Linked DNA regions of Homo sapiens: region 1 is linked to region 2. Evidence: chromatin loops called from intact Hi-C (ENCODE). Cell type or tissue: Caco-2. All regions are shown on one strand. Links, peaks and the distances in the headings refer to the core of each region. The heading gives the core; the rest is flanking DNA.

What was found. Peaks named below come from ENCODE experiments on the same cell type or tissue, not always from the same donor. Only the 100,000 strongest peaks of a DNase experiment are listed, where the experiment ranks them.
Region 1: a loop joins it to region 2, with 13 times the contacts of the local background. A loop is called at or near these places in 5 of 110 quality-filtered maps.

The regions. Positions count from the first base shown.
Region 1 is chr2:232,381,901-232,391,333 of GRCh38, forward strand. ALPP (alkaline phosphatase, placental) reads left to right here. Exons shown (of 11, transcript NM_001632.5): 11 at 1-989. It also overlaps the pseudogene ECEL1P2. Among named protein-coding and RNA genes, the nearest start is that of ALPP, 7.9 kb to the left of the region's middle. In Caco-2, for the core only: no CTCF peak of the experiment used is centred there; DNase peaks (open chromatin) are centred at 3,991 and 4,831; H3K4me3 peaks cover 188 bases.
Region 2 is chr2:232,436,305-232,445,737 of GRCh38, forward strand. It overlaps the pseudogene DIS3L2P1. Among named protein-coding and RNA genes, the nearest start is that of ALPI, 15 kb to the right of the region's middle. RefSeq lists enhancers at 2,982-3,485, 3,486-3,990, 7,202-7,839. In Caco-2, for the core only: CTCF peaks have their summits at 3,349 (motif pointing left), 3,573, 4,434 (motif pointing left) and 8,305 (motif pointing left); DNase peaks (open chromatin) are centred at 3,327, 4,417 and 8,287.

The DNA.
Region 1 (9,433 bases), core at 626-8,625, 54 kb before region 2:
CTATACAGAGGTCCTGCCATGGAACCTTCCCCTCCCCGTGCGCTCTGGGGACTGAGCCCATGACACCAAACCTGCCCCTTGGCTGCTCTCGGACTCCCTACCCCAACCCCAGGGACTGCAGGTTGTGCCCTGTGGCTGCCTGCACCCCAGGAAAGGAGGGGGCTCAGGCCATCCAGCCACCACCTACAGCCCAGTGGGTACCAGGCAGGCTCCCTTCCTGGGGAAAAGAAGCACCCAGACCCCGCGCCCCGCTGATCTTTGCTTCAGTCCTTGAATCACCTGTGGGACTTGAGGACTCGGGATCTTCAGGACGCCTGGAGAAGGGTGGTTTCCTGCCACCCTGCTGGCCAAGGAGGCTCCTGGGGTGGGGATCACCAGGGGGATTTTGACACAGCCTTCGGCTGCCCCCCACTAAGCTAATTCCACACCCCTGTACCCCCCCAGGGGGCCCTCTGCCTCATGGCAAAGGCTTGCCCCAAATCTCAACTTCTCAGACGTTCCATACCCCCACATGCCAATTTCAGCACCCAACTGAGATCCGAGGAGCTCCTGGGAAGCCCTGGGTGCAGGACACTGGTCGAGAGCCAAAGGTCCCTCCCCAGACATCTGGACACTGGGCATAGATTTCTCAAGAAGGAAGACTCCCCTGCCTCCCCAGGGCCTCTGCTCTCCTGGGAGACAAAGCAATAATAAAAGGAAGTGTTTGTAATCCCAGCACTTTGGGAGGCCGAGGTGGGCGGATCACGAGGTCAGGAGATGGAGACCATCCTGGCTAACACGGTGAAACCCCTTATCTATGCGCCTGTAGTCCCAGCTACCCAGGAGGCTGAAGCAGGATAATCGCTTGAACCCGGGCGGCGGAGATTGCAGTGAGCCGAGGTCATGCCACTGCACTGCAGCCTGGGCGACAGAGCGAGATTCTGCCTCAAAAATAAACAAATAAATTTTAAAAATAAATAAATAATAAAAGGAAGTGTTAGACAATGTAATGCCAGTACTACTTCCTAGGAGGAAAATCATGAGTGCCTGTGGGCACAGTGTCTGGAGGGGTGGATAACGCAGGCCAGGAGGGGCTGCTGAGGAGCAGATGATTGAGCAGGAGACCTAAACAGAGTGGGGCTTGAGCAAGGCAGAACAGCAGTGCCAAGGCCCTGGGGCAGCGCCAGCAGGTGCTCTGGGAGGCCAAGGGCTGGATCAGAGGGTGGGTGGGTAGAGGGGTAAATCTGAGGGTCAAGAGGGTGGGTAGTGTTGGGGAGTGTGAAGTCTGAGTAGAGGGATGTGGTTGGAGGTCTTTAAGGAGTGCTGTGACCCGCCCTGGGTGGAAAATAAGTATTCTGGCTGCTGCCAGAAGAAGGGTCTTGTCTTTTGGGTGGATGGTGGGGGTGGTAGAGGGTAGCAGGGAGAGGTGAGAACTGGGGAAGGAACTGACTCCAGGTGTTTCTGATCTCCGTCCGAAAGCATTCGGGAGCACCCATCCCAACACAGCCATGCTTGGTGAGTACCACACCTGCCCCAAAAGAACATTGAAAAGAATTTTTTTTATTTGAGGCAGAGCCTCACTCTGTTGCCCAGGCTGGAGTGCAATGACCTTGTCTCGGCTCACTGCAACCTCTGCCTCCCAGATTCAAGCCATTATCCTGCCTCACCCTCCCAAGTAGCCAGGGGTCAACAAGTGTGCACCACCATGCCTGGCTAGTTTTTGTATTTTTAGTAGAGACGGGGTTTCACCATATTGGCCAGGCAGGTCTCCAACTCCTGACCTCAGGTGATCCACCCGCCTTGGCCTCCCAAAGTTTGGGATTACAGGTGTGAGCCACGTGTCTGGCCGAAAAGAATTAAAGGTGAAATCAGCCACATTTTCCAGCAAAGTTTACACTATTACAAAAAATACAAAAATTAGCCAAGCCTCGTGGCCCATGCCTGTGGTCCCAGCTACTCAGGAGGCTGTGGTGGGAGGATCACCTGAAGTGAGGAGTTTGAGACCAGCCCAGCCAACATGGTGAAACTAAAACTGGTCTAAACTAAAACACGGTCTCTACTAAAACTACAAAAATTAGCCGGGCGTGGTGGTCGGCACCTGTAATCCCAGCTACTTGGGAGGCTGAGGCAGGAGAATTGATTGAACCTGGGAGGTTGCAGTGAATTGAGATCATACCACTGCACTCCAGCCTGTGCGACAGAGCCACTCTGTCTTAAGAAAAAAAAAAAAGCAAGCATTTTGTGCTCACTAGAAATATTAGCATGATTGAATGCTTCCTTGCATATGAAAATTATTTTAACATTGTAAAACATCTATTTGGCAGGCATGGCGGCTCAACACCTGCAATCACAGCACTTTGGCAGGAAGAGCGGGTAGGATCGCTTGAGTTCAGGAGTTTGAGAATAGCCTGGGCAACATAGTGAGATCCCGTCTCTGCAAAAACAACAACTGAGTCCAGGGAGGTCGAGGCTGCAGTGAAAGAAGATTGCTCCACTGCACTCTAGCCTGGGCAACAGAGCAAGACCCTGTCTGGAAAAATATATACATGTATTTGAGGACCTGGCTCTCTCAGGACAGTTTTTTTTCTTTTCTAATTCTAGGTTTTAGTGGCTGTCATAAAAATATGGGAGGTGAACAGAAGGTAGACACCATTAGCTGGCCTTACTAAATCATCATACTCATTGTTACATTCCATCCACCAAATATGCAAAGGTTTTGGTAAAATCCAGCTAGTGTATTTCTATCTTCCCAGTTGTCAGTGGGTTAGAAAGTTCCTCTTTCTAACCAATGTGGAGGTGCTGCATGTTTAGGTTTTACATGAGTGCTCACACCCAAGGACTTCTATATTTTAAAAGTGAAGACATTTTAAAAACAGATTATTCTGGCCAGGAGTTGTGGCTCATGCTTGTAATCCCAGCCTTTTGGGAGGCCGAGACAGGCAGATCACTTGAGGTCAGAAGTTTGAGACCAGCCTGGCCATCATGGTGAAATCCTGTCTCTACTAAAAATACAAAAATTAGCCAGGTGTGGTGGCAGGCACTCGTAATCCTAGCTACTCAGGAGGCTGAGACAAGAGAATCGCTTGAATCCGGGAGGCAGAGGTTGCAGTGAGCCGAGATCGCACCATTGCACTCCAGCCTGGGTGACGAGAGTGAAACTCCATCCCAAGAAGAAGAAGAAGAAGGAAGAAGAAGAAGGAAGAAGAAGAAGAAGAAGAAGAAGAAGAAGAAGAAGAAGGAGGAGGAGGAGGAGGAGGAGGAGGAGGAGGAGGAGGAGGAGGAGGAGGAAAAGAAGAAGAGGAGGAGGAAGAGGAAGAGGAGGAGGAAGAAGAGGAAGAAGAAGAAGAGGAGGAAGAGGAAGAGGAAGAAGAGGAAGAAGAAGAAGAAGAAAAAGAAGAAGAAGAAGAGGAAAAAGATTATTCTGAAATTAGGTCATTCTGTTCTCAAGCTTCCTTTTCCTGTGTAGGTATGAGTGTTTATGAGTCTAATACATTGTTTACCCCAAAATCAAGTGTCAAATAAATATTTTCAAACTTCTGCTCAAAAATTTGCTCTTTCCTTAGCAAGAGTTTTGTTTTGTTTGAGACAGAGTTTCGCTCTTATTGCCCAGGCTGGAGTGCAATGGCGCGATCTCGGCTCACTGCAACATCTGCCTCCCGGGTTCAAGCAATTCTCCTGCCTCAGCCTCCTGAGTAGCTGCGATTACAGGCACCCGCCACCACGCCCAGCTAAGTTTTGGTATTTTTAGTACCCAAAGTTGATGAGTCGACCTGCTCCACGCGTAATTTCAAGGTGGTCACGTTGGGGTCACCCCTTGCAGCTTGTAGCTGCTGTGAACGCCAGAGAATGAAGTACTCAGACAATTCCAGCTGAGTGGGGCAGGCGGCAACTCCTCTGAGAGAGTGCCGCCCCAAAATCCATCCGCCAAGTATTTATTAGAAGGCTTGTTAAACCACAAACATCCACCAGATGGGTTTTTGCCGTGGGGTCATGAGGCACATACGGCCTTGTAAAAGCACTCAGACCACATTCCTAGGAGGCTGTTTTCAGCGCTCCTTATCACACATTCCACTCCTTGTCCTGTTTTCAGTGTCAAGGAGTTACATTCTCACGCACAAACAACGTACACACAGTGCCTCAGTATTTTTCCATGCCTCGAGCTCAAATGCCTTGTACATAAGTTTGAATATATCGTCGTGCACCCCCCACATCTCCCCCTTCTTTAATTCTTAGAGCTTGCTGGTTATCCAACGCAAAATAAGCTTCTATCCTTCTTCCCTGGTCATAGATGCTTCGGGTGGCAGCACAGAGCCATTTACAGAAGCCTAGCAATCAGATACAAAAAAGAATATAGCGGCCATCACCCTAGCAATCAGATACAAAAAAGAATATAGCGGCCATCACCCAAATGCGTATGTTTAACCCAGACAACCAAGTATTCGGGTTCAGTCATTGAAAGCCTTCTTGTAATTGCTGAAGGGTATTTGTTTGTAATTGCTGCGAGACCATTCTTCAAGTTGTTTCTTCAACTAGACCTCAAATGCTTTGTACATAAGCTTGAATATATTGCCGCGCACCCCACCCGCTCCCCACTGCCTGCCAGAGGGCTGGGAAATGGCTGCACCGCTGAACACCGCAGTTACCCCGGGGAAATTACTTATGACCTCCTCCCGCGCGCTGCCACTGTGCGCTCCCTCCCCTCCCCTGCTTTCCCTTCCTCTCCTCTCGCGCACCCTCCTCCCGCCCTCAGGGACCCCTGGGCAAGGCCACTGCGCCCCGGGTCTACGGCAGCTGGCGGGGCGCTCAACGCGCGCACTCACACGGACGACGTAGCGCAAAGAGTTCCTGTCGTCCAGGCTGACCATAAGCGAGAAGAGCGCGGCGGCGCTGTACACGCCCTGCACTTTTTTACAGCAGCCAGTTGAGGTCCCATCGCGCAGCAACCCCCCGGCGCTCCGCCGCGCCGCGCAGGTCCCAGCCCCCGCAGTCCTCGATGACCTCCAGCATGAGCAGCGGGTTCAGTCGTTCGATCTCGCGCATCTCGAGGCACAAGCGGAAGAAGGAGCGCACCTAGTGCTGGGCAGCGCCGCCGGGTCCACCCTTGGGCCGAGCCAGCAGGCGCCGCAGGCGCTCCTCGTTCTGCTAGCCGATGGCCGCGATGGTGCCGTAGGTGAGCTTGTCGTCGGGGATGGCATGGCGCCGCAGCCAGCCGCCGCAGGCGAACGAGTATAAGTCCTGGCATGGGTCGATGCTGGCGTCCAGGTTGGCGGCCAAGAAGCGAGCGGTGCACGCGAAGTCTTGCGCTCAGGACAGCCTTCAGGACAGGCTCCGCCGCCGGCCGCGACCGGGCCCAGGTACTTGAGCACCAGCATAGCCGCCAGGATGGAGCAGAGGCCGGCTGCAAACACCAGCCCGACAGCAGGTTCAACTTGCGCCGCTTCCAGAGCTGCAGCCCGGCCTGGGCCCGGTGGCCTGCGGGCAGAAAGTCCCCGCAAGCGCCCCCCGCGCCGCAGTGACTCACATACTTGACCTCCTGGAACTCATCGTAGTGCGCCATCAGCGAATACCAGGACTCCATGGCGCCGAGGCCGCCGGGGTGCAGCCCTGGGCCACCTGGGCTACGGGATGCGCGTGGCCGCCGGCCTCCTCGTGAGCCTCCGCGTGGCCCCTGGGGCCTCAGCTGCGGGAAGGACAGAGGCAGGCTAATGAGACGCCGCAGCCCGACGGGGTTCCGGGGCACCGCGAGGAGAGACACAGGCCTGGGTGCAGAGGCCCCAGCCGCGAGCCTCATTCACTGGGGAAACCAGGGACCAGGAGGGCTCGGCGGGGCCACCACCCCCGCGTGCACAGTGGAGTCTTCTCCCCTGTCCCCCTCCCTGCACACACGTGCGGGTCCCTGGGTTGGGAGGGCCCTGATGGGAAGGGGGAGGAGCCAGGCACGGGGCCTGGCACGTAGTGGGCCTTCATTGAAAGGCTGTCCCTCTTCCCTTCGCCTTTCTGGTCCAGGACCTGCCCCAGCCAAGGCCGGGCAGAATGGGGGTGGGGGGTGGAGAAGCGGAGGCTGGAGTGAGGAGGTGGGGTCAGGAGCGCGTCTATGCTGCACTTTCCGCTTTCCGCGCTGGACACAGACAGAGGCTCCACAAAGCGGCCAAAGAACCAAACTTTGTCCTTGCGGAAGTCCGCAGGATCTACCACTCAACCCCGATCGCTGGCTCCTTCTACTCGGTGGCCCGACAGCCCACCCGCTCCTTCCCCAGGGGCGAGCGCCAACGCCCCAGGGTCGTGGATACACAGCCCACCCCCTGGACGGCCCTGATGGAGACCGGCTCCGTCCCCCCACCCACCCCCATTCCCAGTCTGTGACCCCGACCCGAGCCACTCCCGGCTTCAATACGTTCTCCCCAGAACCCAAACTTGGGTGAAGTTTCACCTCCCGCGGGGCGCAAGGAGACGAAGCCGGGAGGCTCCGCGCAGCGGCCGCGATGGCGGCAACGGCTGCAGGGATTCGGCGCCATTTACCCCGCAGGTGCGCACTCGAGCAGGACCAGGACTAGCGGGCCCGCTCGAAACCAGAGCCTGAGCCTGAGCAGAACTGCGTGGGCAGCCGCTGTCTCCCAGCGCCCGCTGCCTTTTCTGCCGCCGAGCTGCCAGCCCGAGGGGTCCAGCCGTGTCCCAGGACCAGTAAGGGCAGCGGGTACTCCCGGGAGGGGTCCCTTCGGATCCCGCGTCCCCATTACGAGCTGCCCACCAGCCGGCTAGAAAGGGGCTGGAGCTACGCAGCTGGGGGCCGTCATGCCCCAGCCCACAGCCCTGGAGCACCGGCCGGGGAGGACTCCTCCTAAAGGATAAGGGGGCCCTGATGGAGTGCCTGGGCTGCCCGCACAGCGCCTGCGCACCTTCACCAGGGAGCTTCCTTGTACTCCTGGGAACGCCTGTCCAGGATGAGGTCTCCCCAGGGCGTCTGGGCTTCTGGTTGGCCTCGCTCACTTCCCCCAGTTCCTGATCCAGGGAGAGCAACGGAGAGCCCTGCCAGAAGAAGGCTTGGGGCTGCGAGTGCGGCCCCCATGGTACCAATGCACAGTTGACCCAGAGCACAGCAATCGCGGCCAATAGGAGGTGACTTGGGTTTAGCCTGTGACCACACAGTCCTGGTCACCCTGCACAGACTGCCAATAAAGAGGGGTCCGAGGCCCAGCTCCTTGGCTCCCCTGCAGTGTCTCCAAAAGGGAAGCTGAGGCTGTGGGTGAGTGGGTGATGCCAGTGGTCCAGGCCCAGTTCCACCTTGCACAAAGGCCTTCTTAACCTTTCATCGAAAAATATTTCTGCAAGGACATCTGCCCAGCAACCACCCGTCCATCCTCAGACTGGTGCCACGCATATCCTTGATCCTTGTAGCCAAGGATAAATATCTCAAAACAATCCTGTGATCCTCCTCCATTTTCCTTTAAAAACCTTTGTCTTCCTTCACCTCCCTAAATTCACACGTGCTTTCCTATGGCCTGCTTATTCCCAAGCAATACCTATTTCCAAAGAAAGTTCATTTTATTTTAGAGTCTTTCTGTATTTGTTATGCAGTGTCACATAGCGGAGCCAGAAGTGGGACCGAAGTGAATTCATCTTGGATGAATCAGCGTGTCCTGGAATCTAACGCAGTGTTGACTGAGCCCCCCGCAGACTGCCTTTCCAGGAGTTGCTTTTCTGTTCTGGTGAATCTCCTCAAATACCCAGATTCCCTCCCTTTGGTCAGTTCCTTTTTACTTTATCCTGGATGTGATTTGATTATAAGGCTCCCTTAAACAAAGGACCTTGCATCCCTCCTGAGGGTATAAAGGTTGGGTTTCTTTCTTTCTTTCTTTCTTTCTTTCTTTCTTTCTTTCTTTCTTTCTTTCTTTCTTTCTTTCTTTTTTTTGCTTCTTTGCTTTTGGCAAGCACTTTCTGGTGTAAAGAGCAGTGCCCTTCTGGTTTGAGGACTCTGAGTTCTAAAGAATTTATGTTCTGTCCATGAGGCAAGTCTTTCCTGGTGAATTCACTTTTGGTTCTGGATGCCTGACTGAATATTATGTTTGATGTGTACACCTTGGTTGAAATTTTGTGAGCATTCTGATTTGGGTTTGATTTTGGTTTGGTTTCCCACGTCTTTAAATGATTTGGCTCATTTTTTTTTCTTGCTTGTTCCTGAACATCTTCTGATCATCCCACAGCAAAAATAAACATAAATAGTTTAGCACCATAGGAAATGTTAAAACACACGTACACACGGTGAGGGTCGGCCCCTCGAGGTGGCTCCTGTCTGTAATCCCTGCACTCTGGGAGGCCAAGGTGAGAGAATGGCTTGAGCTAAGGAGTTGGAGACCAGCCTGGGCAACATGATGAAACCCCACCTCTACAAATAACACAAAAATTAGCTGGGTGTGGCAGCTCCCACCTGTAGTCCCAGCTATCAGGAGGCTGATGTGGGAGGATTGCTTGAGCCCAGGAGGTCGAGGCTACCATGACTTGTGGTCCTGCCACTGCACTAAAGCCTGTTTAACAGTGAGAATTGTCTCAAAAAATACACATATGGTGAGTGTGAGAAAGCCAACTGAAAGAACCCAGGGTGTCACCACCATCTAAAACACTGGTCCAGACTCCTGACAGTCCCTGACAGGGTTTATAGGATTTTCTTTGCTTCTCAGAGATGAAAAAGAAATGGAATGGCATTCTCAGACACTAAGGCGTGCCAGATTTTCTGGGACTCCAGGCAGCTACATGGCTTTCCCTGTGCACATTTCAAAATCAATGGCCATCATTGGAATCATTTGAACTCCTCAAATTTGCTTTTTCCTAATACTGAATTTTTAAACTGCCAACTACAAAGTTAAATGGAGAGCCTTCTAAGTTGTCTACTTCTGTCTCTCTCTTTTCTGCCTACTTGGAATCTGCTGACATTTCTGCTGGCATTAAGATAAACTGATAATATCACACTCCAGCCAACATAAAAACCACTAAGGAAGGGGTCTTGAAGGGCTTTCAAATTAATGGCTCTATAAATTACAACAGCTCCGTGGCAAACAACAACCTAGAGACCTTTTGGAAATGTAAATTCAGGTTTGCCTAACAGTTGCTTCGGGTGATGGAACAGTCCACGGAAGGATTGATATTAGAAAAGAACAGAATGAGAGAAATGTTTATAAATGTTAGGCACCCAGATTAAACAGGTCAAAATCATGAGCTCAGAGCAATAATGAAAAGGATCTCTGTTTCTGGCATAAAAACTGCTTCTCTGCTACACAGGGGCCAGGAAGAGCTGAACGAACTGCTAAAATGCTTCCCACCGGCACGGAGCTGTCAAGCAACTGAGAGTGGCAAACAGAAGAGAAATTTGTTATTGGACTTTTCAAAACTGCTAGGAGATTTTGTTTCTTGTACAAAATCCAGCCAGTCCTAGCTAAAATTAAACAGTTAGTATTTAATC
Region 2 (9,433 bases), core at 391-8,390:
GTAGAGACGGGAGTTTCACCATGTTGGCCAGGCTGGTCTCGATACTCCTGACCTCAGGTGACCCACCCACCTGGGCCTCCCAAAGTGCTGGGATTATAGGTGTGAGCCACTGTGCCCAGCCTGTTTTGTTTGTTTGTTTTTGTTTTGTTTTGCCTCCGTGACTTTGCTATCTCACCCCTTTCCTATAAAACAGTCCTTTCTCACCATCTCTTGGAATTAGTCTGGCACTCAGGAATGCACCTCTGCTGTTGAGGCTCCAGGAAGTTAGGGCCAAGGCCCTCTGGTGCAGCAGTGCAGACCGCGGCCTGGGGGTGGGGAGACTGTGTGTGGCCAGTCTTTTATTTTTTATTTATTTTTTTATTTTTTACACCTTAGGCTTTGACCCACACAGAAAGAGATGGAACAGCCTGGGCTGCAGGGGCCTGGAAAGGGACGAGCATGTGGGTGGCACCACGCGGGGCAGCTGCAGGGGCAGGGGCTGCCTGTTCTCCTTCTCCCGGTGCTGCTCCAAGGGCACAGTTTGGTGACCGCAGCCACTTAGGGGAGCCTTGAGGATGCAAAAGAGAGTGAGGACACAAGGACACTAGCAAAGCCTAGCTCTGAAGGAGGAGGGATGCCATGCTGGGATGTCGCCACCGTCTTGTCTGAGCCCAAGGGTGGTGCTCGGTCCACCCGTGGGGAGCAGGGAGGAGAGAGGACAGGGCCCTGGCTGCCTCTGGCCTGCTTGGGAATGAGCTCCCTCAGGCGGAGCTTGACAGTATCCACACGCCCAGCAGCAAGCATCATCATCAGAAACACGCAGCCCAGAGCTGTGTGCCCAGCAGAACAGGGCACTGGGGCAGGGACCCAGCCTTCTCAGCTCCTGAATTGGAGCCTGGCATGCCCCATCTTAGAGTCCTTCATTCTGTGCAGATGCACTTGGCATCTAGAGTGGGACCGGAGTCTACGACACGGCATGGAAGGAAATGGCCCCTGTGTTCAAAGAGGCTGTCACAGACATGGCGGCTGAGTGCTGGGATGGGCTCTGAATGGGATGTCAAGAAGCAGGTGGCAGGAGATGGGTGGAGGGAGGGCGAAGGACGATGATGCTCACTGCTGGGCGTGTGGAAGGGGAGGGGAGCTGGACGCAGAACCTCATTCCCTGGAGGTAGGACTGAGCCCATGACGGGGGAGCCGCAGAGGGCCCTTCCAGCAGAGGGATGGGACCAGCTTTGGCGTGAAGGCCGCAGAGCAGAGCATGACTAGGGAGGCCACCTGGTAAAAGAGACGGAGGCTGGGACAAGACTGGTGCCCTTGTCAGAGGGAGGCCAGGAGAAGCTTCTAGAAATGTAGCTGCGTGTTTAGCCCAATTCCTAGAGTTGGGGCAACCATGCCAGTCACAACATAGGACGTGTTACAATGATGTCTTATTTTTTTTTCAAGGCCAGGCACTGGCACATTGCTTCCCTATTTTACAGGCTTTGAAAGAAATGGAGATTCTGAAAGCTTAACTAATTTATCTGGCAAGGCATGGTCTCTCATGCCTGTAATCCCAGCACTTTGGGAGGCAGAGGCAGGAGGATCGCTTCAGCCCAAGAGTTGGAGACCAGCCTGGGCAACATAGTGAGACCTCCTCTCTATAGACAAAATTAGCTGGGCAAGGTGGTGCGCGCCTGTGGTCCCAGCTACTTGGATGCTGAGATGGGAAGATCAGGATCACTTGGGCCACCAGGGAGGTGGAGGCTACAGTGACCCGAGGTCATGCCACTGCACTCCAACCTGGGCAACAGAGCAAGACCTTGTCTCAAAATTAAAAAAAAAAAAAGTTTGAAATCACGCAGTGAGAGTGGCAGGGCTGGCGTTCCAGCATCGTCCTTTAAGATGTGACAGCAACAGGTCCCACTTGAGACAGCAGGAACGCGGCACCCAGTGCTGCCTCTGCACAGGCCCGATGCTTGCTGGAACCTTAAAGGCAAAGGAGACCCGATCATAAACGCATGAAGAGCGCATGTTTCATGGGATTGATGTTGATGCTGGTGTTCCATGCGAGCCACTGAGGAGAAGCCCCTCTCTCAATGGCAGGGCCATGAGAGGTGAAGGACGCCCCTCCACCCCTCCCCCAGACAGGTCTTTCCTGGCCACAGATGCCCCAGATCCCTGAATGTCAAAATCGAGTCCCAATCTCCCAGTTGAGCAGAGAAACATTCAGATCTGGTTCCTCCGTGATCAGGGAAGGCAGGCTTCCTCTGAAGCGCAGATGGCTTCACCCCTTTCTCATCTCATCACCTCTAAGCCCTGCCAGGGCGAGAGCAGCCTTTCCCAGCATCGTCCTTTAAGATGCAACAGAAACAGGTCCCACCTGAGCCAGCAGGAATGCGGCACCCAGTGGCTGGCTCTGCAGTCTTGATGCTCGCCGGCACCTTCAGGGTGAAGGACGCCCTGTCGTAAACGCATGAAGAGCCCTGCGTTTCATATATTGATGTTGTTGCTTTTTCTTTAGAGGAACGTTTGTGCACTGTGGGAACCTCTGTCTCTACCAGTGTCACCCTTGCTGTGGGGAGTGTGTACCGTGTGCGGGGGGCTGGTGGCCTTTCTCTGCTGTCTGCCACAGCGTGTGAGGGGCTCGCTGAGCCTCACACCTGCCCTATCCTTCCCCATCCCCTCCTGCCCCGGGGAGGCACAGACCCAGGGAGGAGGGGTGCTGGGAGTGAGTGCTGAGGAGCTGGGGTCCTGGCCCTGCAGCCACTGTCACACCACAGCCCCACCCCAGACCTCCAGAGTCGTGGGACTCTGGTGGCACAAGCTCCAGAAGCTTGGTCGATGCCAGGTCTGGGACCGAGGCCCCCGTCTCCGAGGCCTTGGCTTGCTGTTCTGGAAGGTGATGCTGGCTGGCAGCCATTCCCAGCCCCTCGGAGAGCAGTTGTCAGGCAGTCCCTGAGCTCCAGCGCCCCATTCCCAGCAGGGCCCAGTGATCTCATGCCTGTGCCCCTGGTGCTGGGAGGAGCGGGTTGGCACTAGGGCCGGTGCCCACATCAGAGGAGGAAGGTCTGAAGCCAGGGCAGGGGGCAGGGCACCCTCCCGTCCAGCGGCCCCAGTGCCCACTCCATTCCTTCGGGGCTCCCGTGGCCCAGAGTGTGGAGCGGCGCGGCCTGACCACCCAGGATAGCTTGGGGCGTTTCGGAGGTTTGGCTGCCTAGGCTGTGCACCTAGCACTGCTCCCCAGGAGAGGGAGGGAGGAGGTCAGAGTAGAGGGCCCTGCTGACCAGGTCACTGTCACAGCCTCCATCTCTGGCCCTGGGTTCCCATAGGAGCGCCTAGGCTCTAAGCTGGAGCCTCCCCATCCCAGGACCTTGGGGAGGAAGAGGCTGGGCGCCACCTGCTGGCCCACCAGGGAATTGACAGGGTGGGGGACTGTGGAGCCTGTGCTGGCCGCAGATGAGAGCCCTGACTCCCACCTTCCCTACCCCACCCACCCTGCACCGTCCAGCTCAGTTCTCTGACCCGTGGTGCCAGGTCCCATTTGCAATGGCGAATACTGAACTCGGTGCAACTCTGGCTGCTGGCAGCTGGGCTTGGCCTGCACCTTCCTGTCCCCAGACTCCACTGGGGACCTCCCTTCCAGCCATCCCAGGGCGTCACCACCACAGCCAGGGGCCAGCCCCACCTTCATTCACTCTTGCTCATAGCTCACCTCTTCTCTCCACCCCCATCTGCTACCTGCAGCATCAGAAGGACATGAGGGCACCAGACAGCCCCTGCAGCTGTCCTCAAACATCATGGCCAAGGCTGTGCCTGGGAAGTGGACTCTCTGCAGTGCCAGCTCCCTCCTCAGTGCCCTTGACCTTTATCTGGGTCCCTGCTTGATGTGGCCCAACTGGCTGGGCCAGAGCCCCACAGGCGCTGTCCCGACCCCCAGCCCCCTAGAGGGAGGGAGAGGCTGAGACGGCAAGGGAAGCAGAGACTCAGCCACACCAAGGGCCCTGGCAAGGTGGGCCTCTCCTCCATAGCCTCACCAGGCTTCACGTTCAAGGTCACCAAGAGTGCACTTGTTCACTGTTGAGGGCAGGGGTGACTCCTGGGACTGTGCTGGGGTCCAGGGAGAGCAGGTAGTGGAGTTGCCAGGGAAGCAGCTTGCCTGAGGTCTGTGGTCTTGGCAGGGGCTTCCACAGCGGCCCCACCCTCTCCCTGTCCCCTCCCTCCTGTCCTTGTCCTCGTGTTTACTGAAGATCATGAGAAGGGATGTGGAGAGCGCCTGCAGGAACTGAGAGCAGGAGCCTGGCTCAGCCCTGAGAGGCCCCCAGATATTCAATTCCTAAACCCATAGGGTGGGGCATGGGCACAGAGGAGAAACCGGGGCCGCCCGGCACAGCCCTGCTCTTTCACCCTGCCCGCCTGGTGGCCTCCTTAGCCTGCAGCCTCGGAGCGACCCAGTATGGGGGCATGCTGCCACCTGCTGGCCACACTTCAAAATGCAACCCAGGGTCGGCCTGGAGGCTACAGGTGTCCCTCTTCCCCCAGGCCTGCAACTGGGCTGGGGAAGGGGCACCAGGGAACAGCCCAGGTGCTCCTGCCCAGGAGGATTGTCCGACTGCGTGGGGAGAAAGTCCAGAACCGTGCTTGGCACATGGTAATCTTTGTGGAATGAGTGAACAAATGAATGAATGAACTATGCATCTGATGCTTTTCGGTGATGATGACCCAACCAAGATAGATTACATGAGCCATTTTCCAGCAGGAACTGGGACTCCTCTTGGGCTGACAAGATGTAAGTATGAAATCTAAATAAGATTCCAATGGCACTAGACAGTGACACACGTGACCCTAGCTATAAATGCCCATGGAAGAGAATTCTGTCTGACATTCAGGGAAGACTTGGAGCGGGGCAAGGGGATGGGATTGATGGCAGAAGTGAGACTCACAGGACACGTGTGGGAGACCCCTGGCTGGCCATGTTGGGGGAGGAGGGGCAACAGGAAAGCAGCGCCTGGATCTCGAGGGACTTGGCCGGCTCAGTCCTTCCATCGGGAGCCACATTCATTCACAGCGACTGTTGAGTCTAACAACGCTCAAGTACAGCAAAGCTGGAGCAACAGGCCCTGAAAGGGTGACTCCAGGGTCTCACCCCACCCTGACTCCTTCCCTCCTGCTGCCTCAGACTCTCCTGTCTACCCTCAGAGACCCTGTCGGGAGGCTTCCCTCCAACAAGGCACCATCCCCAGGGAGAAGGGAGCCCAGCACTCCTGGCCCTGTGGGGTCCTCAGTCCACTCACCACTGCCACATGCCCCAGGGAGTCCTCGGACTAGGACCTGGGCCGGGCCCCCCTGGGTTCCTATGGCCTGGGCGAGCATGGTGCCCTCTTACAGCCTGGGCTGCCTGAGCATTCCAGGCATCCTGTCATTCAGCAGAGATCTTTCCTCGGTGCCTTCTCTGGATTGGGTGGGCTGCTGAGCTCTGGGGCTGCTGCCGTGAATTATTTAATAGATGGGTGCTTCCCTGCTCTCCAGGGTCCCCCTCTGGGAGAGCCAGCACAGGAGCTAACCAGTCAGAGGAGAAGGCGGTGTAGACCAACTGGTGCAGGGGAGACCATGGGGGTGCTGGGCAAGACAGGGACTTGGCGGAACACATGAGATGAGGCAGGGCTGAGCCCCACAGCCAACTCCTCCCCCCAGAGCCGGGCATGAGGTGCTCAGCGGATGACCACCAGCTCCCCGAGCTGGACCACATGTCACACAGGTTTCTGGGATTTGCTTCTAGAAAAGCCTGACCCAAACATTTGGAGATGACAAGTACTCACTGGCCTGGAAGGAGGTGCTCACCAACATGTGCTTCCGGCCCATGCAGATAAGGAGGGCCCAGCCCAGTCCCCATGCAGGTAAGGAGGGCCCAGCCCCAGTCTCCCCCACTCCCGGGAGCACACTGGCCCCAGACCGGTGACCTCTACGTGCAAGCACAGGCCCCCACCGTTCCTGCCTGCTCTGGACATGGCTGGGTGGACGGGGGCTGCTCCTCCTCTGCCAGAGGGTGGGAGAGGAGGCCGACCCCAGGCAGCACCTAGGAGGGGGCACCCTGAGCCTCTTGAGTTTGAGCCGCTGTCTCCTGCTCACACTCGCTCAAGGACAGAGTGCCCTGGAGCTGAGGGGCTACTGAGACCTCCTGTCAGGCTGGGGTCCTGGAGGAGAGACAGGGTCCCATGTGGCTTCCTGTCCCAGGGAACACTCCGCAGCCTCCATCCCCACGTGGAGTCCAGAACCAGCTGTCAGCCTCTGGCCAGTGTGGGAAAGAAGCGGACTTGGCTGGGGGCCTAGGCCTGGGCCTGCAGGGAGGTGGCAGCCTGTGGGGTGGACAGCTGGGCTTGCTCTGGGATGCCTGTCACAGCGTCCCAGGCTGAGCTTCCCCCGTGCAGGGCCCGAGCATCCTGGGACCAGGACCCCAGAGGACCCTCGGGTCAGCGGGAGCAGTGGTTGCTGATGGGTCGGCTCTGGGTCCCGGCCCGGCCCAGGGCCAGGGACAGGCTATATTTTAGGGGCTCGGTCACTCGGAAGATTCAATCTGTTCACAAGAACTGGATGGCTTCAGCTGACCTCAGTGGATTTATTTTCTGACACTTCAAGCTCTGCTGGGTTTGAAGCCATCAGGGCCTGCTTGGGCCTGGTCACCGTGACCTGCCCCCAGTCACAAGTGTCTGCCCAGCCAAGCACCTGTGGCACCCACAGCGGAGAGGGGCTGGGCCGTGCCCACTGGGCTCTCTCTGTTCTACACTGCAGCGGCTCTAGGCCTGGCAGAGAAGGCGCAGCAGCCCCTGAGTCCCAGAACTGCCTCTGGCTCTGCCCTGCTGGGGCCCCTCCCATGTCCCTGCCTCTGACGCCATCACCTCCAAGGAGGTACAAGCCAAGCTGGAGCTCCAGAGATCGGAGCCGCTCCGGAGTTAGCCAGAGCCCGAACAGGCTGCATTCTCCTGGCTCGCCTCCCAGGGAGCTCAGAGGCGCCCTTGCCCGGGAATCCGATGGCAGAGAGTTACCAGGTCTGCGGTGCTCCTGTTCCTCAGCCCCGGGAACTGGGGTGGGGACAGGACAGAGCAGCAGCAGAGAGCACAGAAAGGTGTGAGGGGGCACACAGTCCCCAGTGAGCATCTGCATCAGGACACCAGGGCTGTCCCAGGGCTGTCCCAGGGATGGCTGGGCCTGTGGGAAAGCCATGGTCCCCACCCATCCCACCCGACCCTGAGCCACCTCCACCAGCCAAGAGGGGCCAGGGCCCTTCATCAACCTCACCCAGGTCATCTGGGGAACTGGGCCACCACTGAGAACAAAGCCCAGACATGTCTGGGAGTGGAGGCTGTGCCCACCTCCCCCAGAGACTTGCCCCCGACTTAACCCAGGGCCCAGCAGGGGCTGGAAGGGAAGTGGAGTTAGGGAGCGGAGCAGGTCACCATCAGCTGCGCCCTGGATTCCAGGGCCCGTGTGCACAGAGTAACGGGAGCTGGCTGTCTGTCTGGCCAAGGGCACAGGAGGGTGAGTGTGTACAGCAGCCAGGGAGCAAGGGAGCCAGAGAGACACACAGGAGTGACCTTGGACCTCTGCGAGGAACCCGTTCACTCGCTCCCAGGCAGTAGCACTGGCCCTGACACCCAGCCCTGAAAGCTCGGAGACTGCAGGACAAACAGCTTCAGGGGCTGTGGCCCCAGCTGGGACGGGCTATGCGCTGGTCCCTAGAGACTCTCGGTATCTCCCCCTGCCCCAGTCCTGCCTCCTGCCCAGCACAAGGGCCTTTGGAACTCAGCCCTCTGTGTCTCAGCCCCCGGGAGGGTCAGGTGTCAGAGACGAGAAGGGCCGAGGCTGGCAGGCCGGAAACTGCCTCCCTTGGCTGCTGTGGGGTGGAGTACCAGGGGACACAGAGGTGCTGGGGTGAAGCGTGGCTTCAGCTGCGTGGGATCAATGCCAGAGGGGATGAGGTCAGCTCCGACCAAAGGTGTGCCTAGGTCCGAGAGGAAGCGCCAGGAGCCTGAGGCCTGTGTTGCACGGGGCAGGGAATGGCATCCTGGGCTTTCTTGCCTGCCTCCCACTCTAGCCAGATGGAGCAATGGACTTGGCCTCCTTGAACAAAGACCACAGCCTCCTCAGCTTCTGCTTGTGTCTCCAGCAGACAGCGCCTGCAGCCCCCGGTCATACATGGCCACAGGCTTCCCCCTCCTCCTTCCTGGGCCAGAGTAGCAGCCTCAGCCCCATGCTGGGGAGGGGTAGACCAGAGACGGTTCCCTCCTGGTGGTGCCCAGCAGTGACTCAGCAGCGACGGCACATGTCTGGGCCATTCTCAGTGCTGCCACCTTGAGGGCATTTGGGAGGCCCAGGCAGGCCAGATTTGTCTCCTGGAGAGAAGTATGGGCACCCCTGGGCTCTGCCTGCCTCCTGGCCTCCCCTTGGGTTCCCTTGTACAGAAAGGGGCACTGGTCCTGGCCCTGGTCCTCCCTGGCTTTGCTCAGCAGCCAGCAGCCCGCCAGGTCTGTGCACACCAAGGCTGCCGATGGCAAAGCTGTGGGTGGCATGGGACCTCTGGGAATAGTCGGAAAGCTCTGGGCTGGCCAGGCTCTGACCCGCCCCACAGATGGCACTTTACTTCTGCTCGGGGCTGCTGCAGGACCTGGCACAGTTCGGGCACTATGCGCTCATCATGCCCCTGTACACACACTTCACCCACAGTGGGTGCTCGGTGGCCCAAGACCATTCAGCGGTGATGGTGGAGGTCCAAAGGTCGGGCGACCCAAGTGTAGGGGAACCCGACCTGAGAACTCTCTCTATGGGCCGGTGCTGCGGAAGCTGCAGGGGGTCTACAGCCAGCCCTGGACACAGCCGAGAGGAGGGCGCTGACCTCGGAGGGCTGCTTTCTGCTGCCCTGGGAGCTGGGTGCTGGGGTCCTAATCTGTCGTCTGGGGTGGAGCACCATGCAGCTCATCCCCCAGCCATCACCATTCCCCACTGCCCGCCCTCCACCCTCATGCCCCATACAACACCGCCCACGACCCCGCCCCCTCTTCCCAGGCTATAGGGAGCGACTAGACATGGCGCCCGATACCCTGCAGAAGCAGGCAGACCACTGCAACGACGGCCGCATGGCGTCCAAGCACATGAAGGAACTCAGCACCGGTCTCTTCTTTGCCATTCTGGTCAAGGTGAGCCCTCCAGCCTGGTGCCCCTCACCTCCCTCTGGCTCCCGACCCTCCTGGGCACCTGCTCACCAGGAGGCCTCGAGGAGCCCAGGGCAGTGCCAGGAGGTGCCATGGCTGCAGCACTGTCCCTGCAGGAGAGTGGCCCCCTGGAGTCAGAAGCCATGGTGATGGGCGTCCTGAAGCAAGCCTTCGACGTGCTGGTGCTGCGCTATGGCGTGCAGAAGCGCATCTACTGCAACGTGAGTGCCCTGGGAGAGCCCGGGGGCGGGCGGGGCAGCCCAAGCCATCCC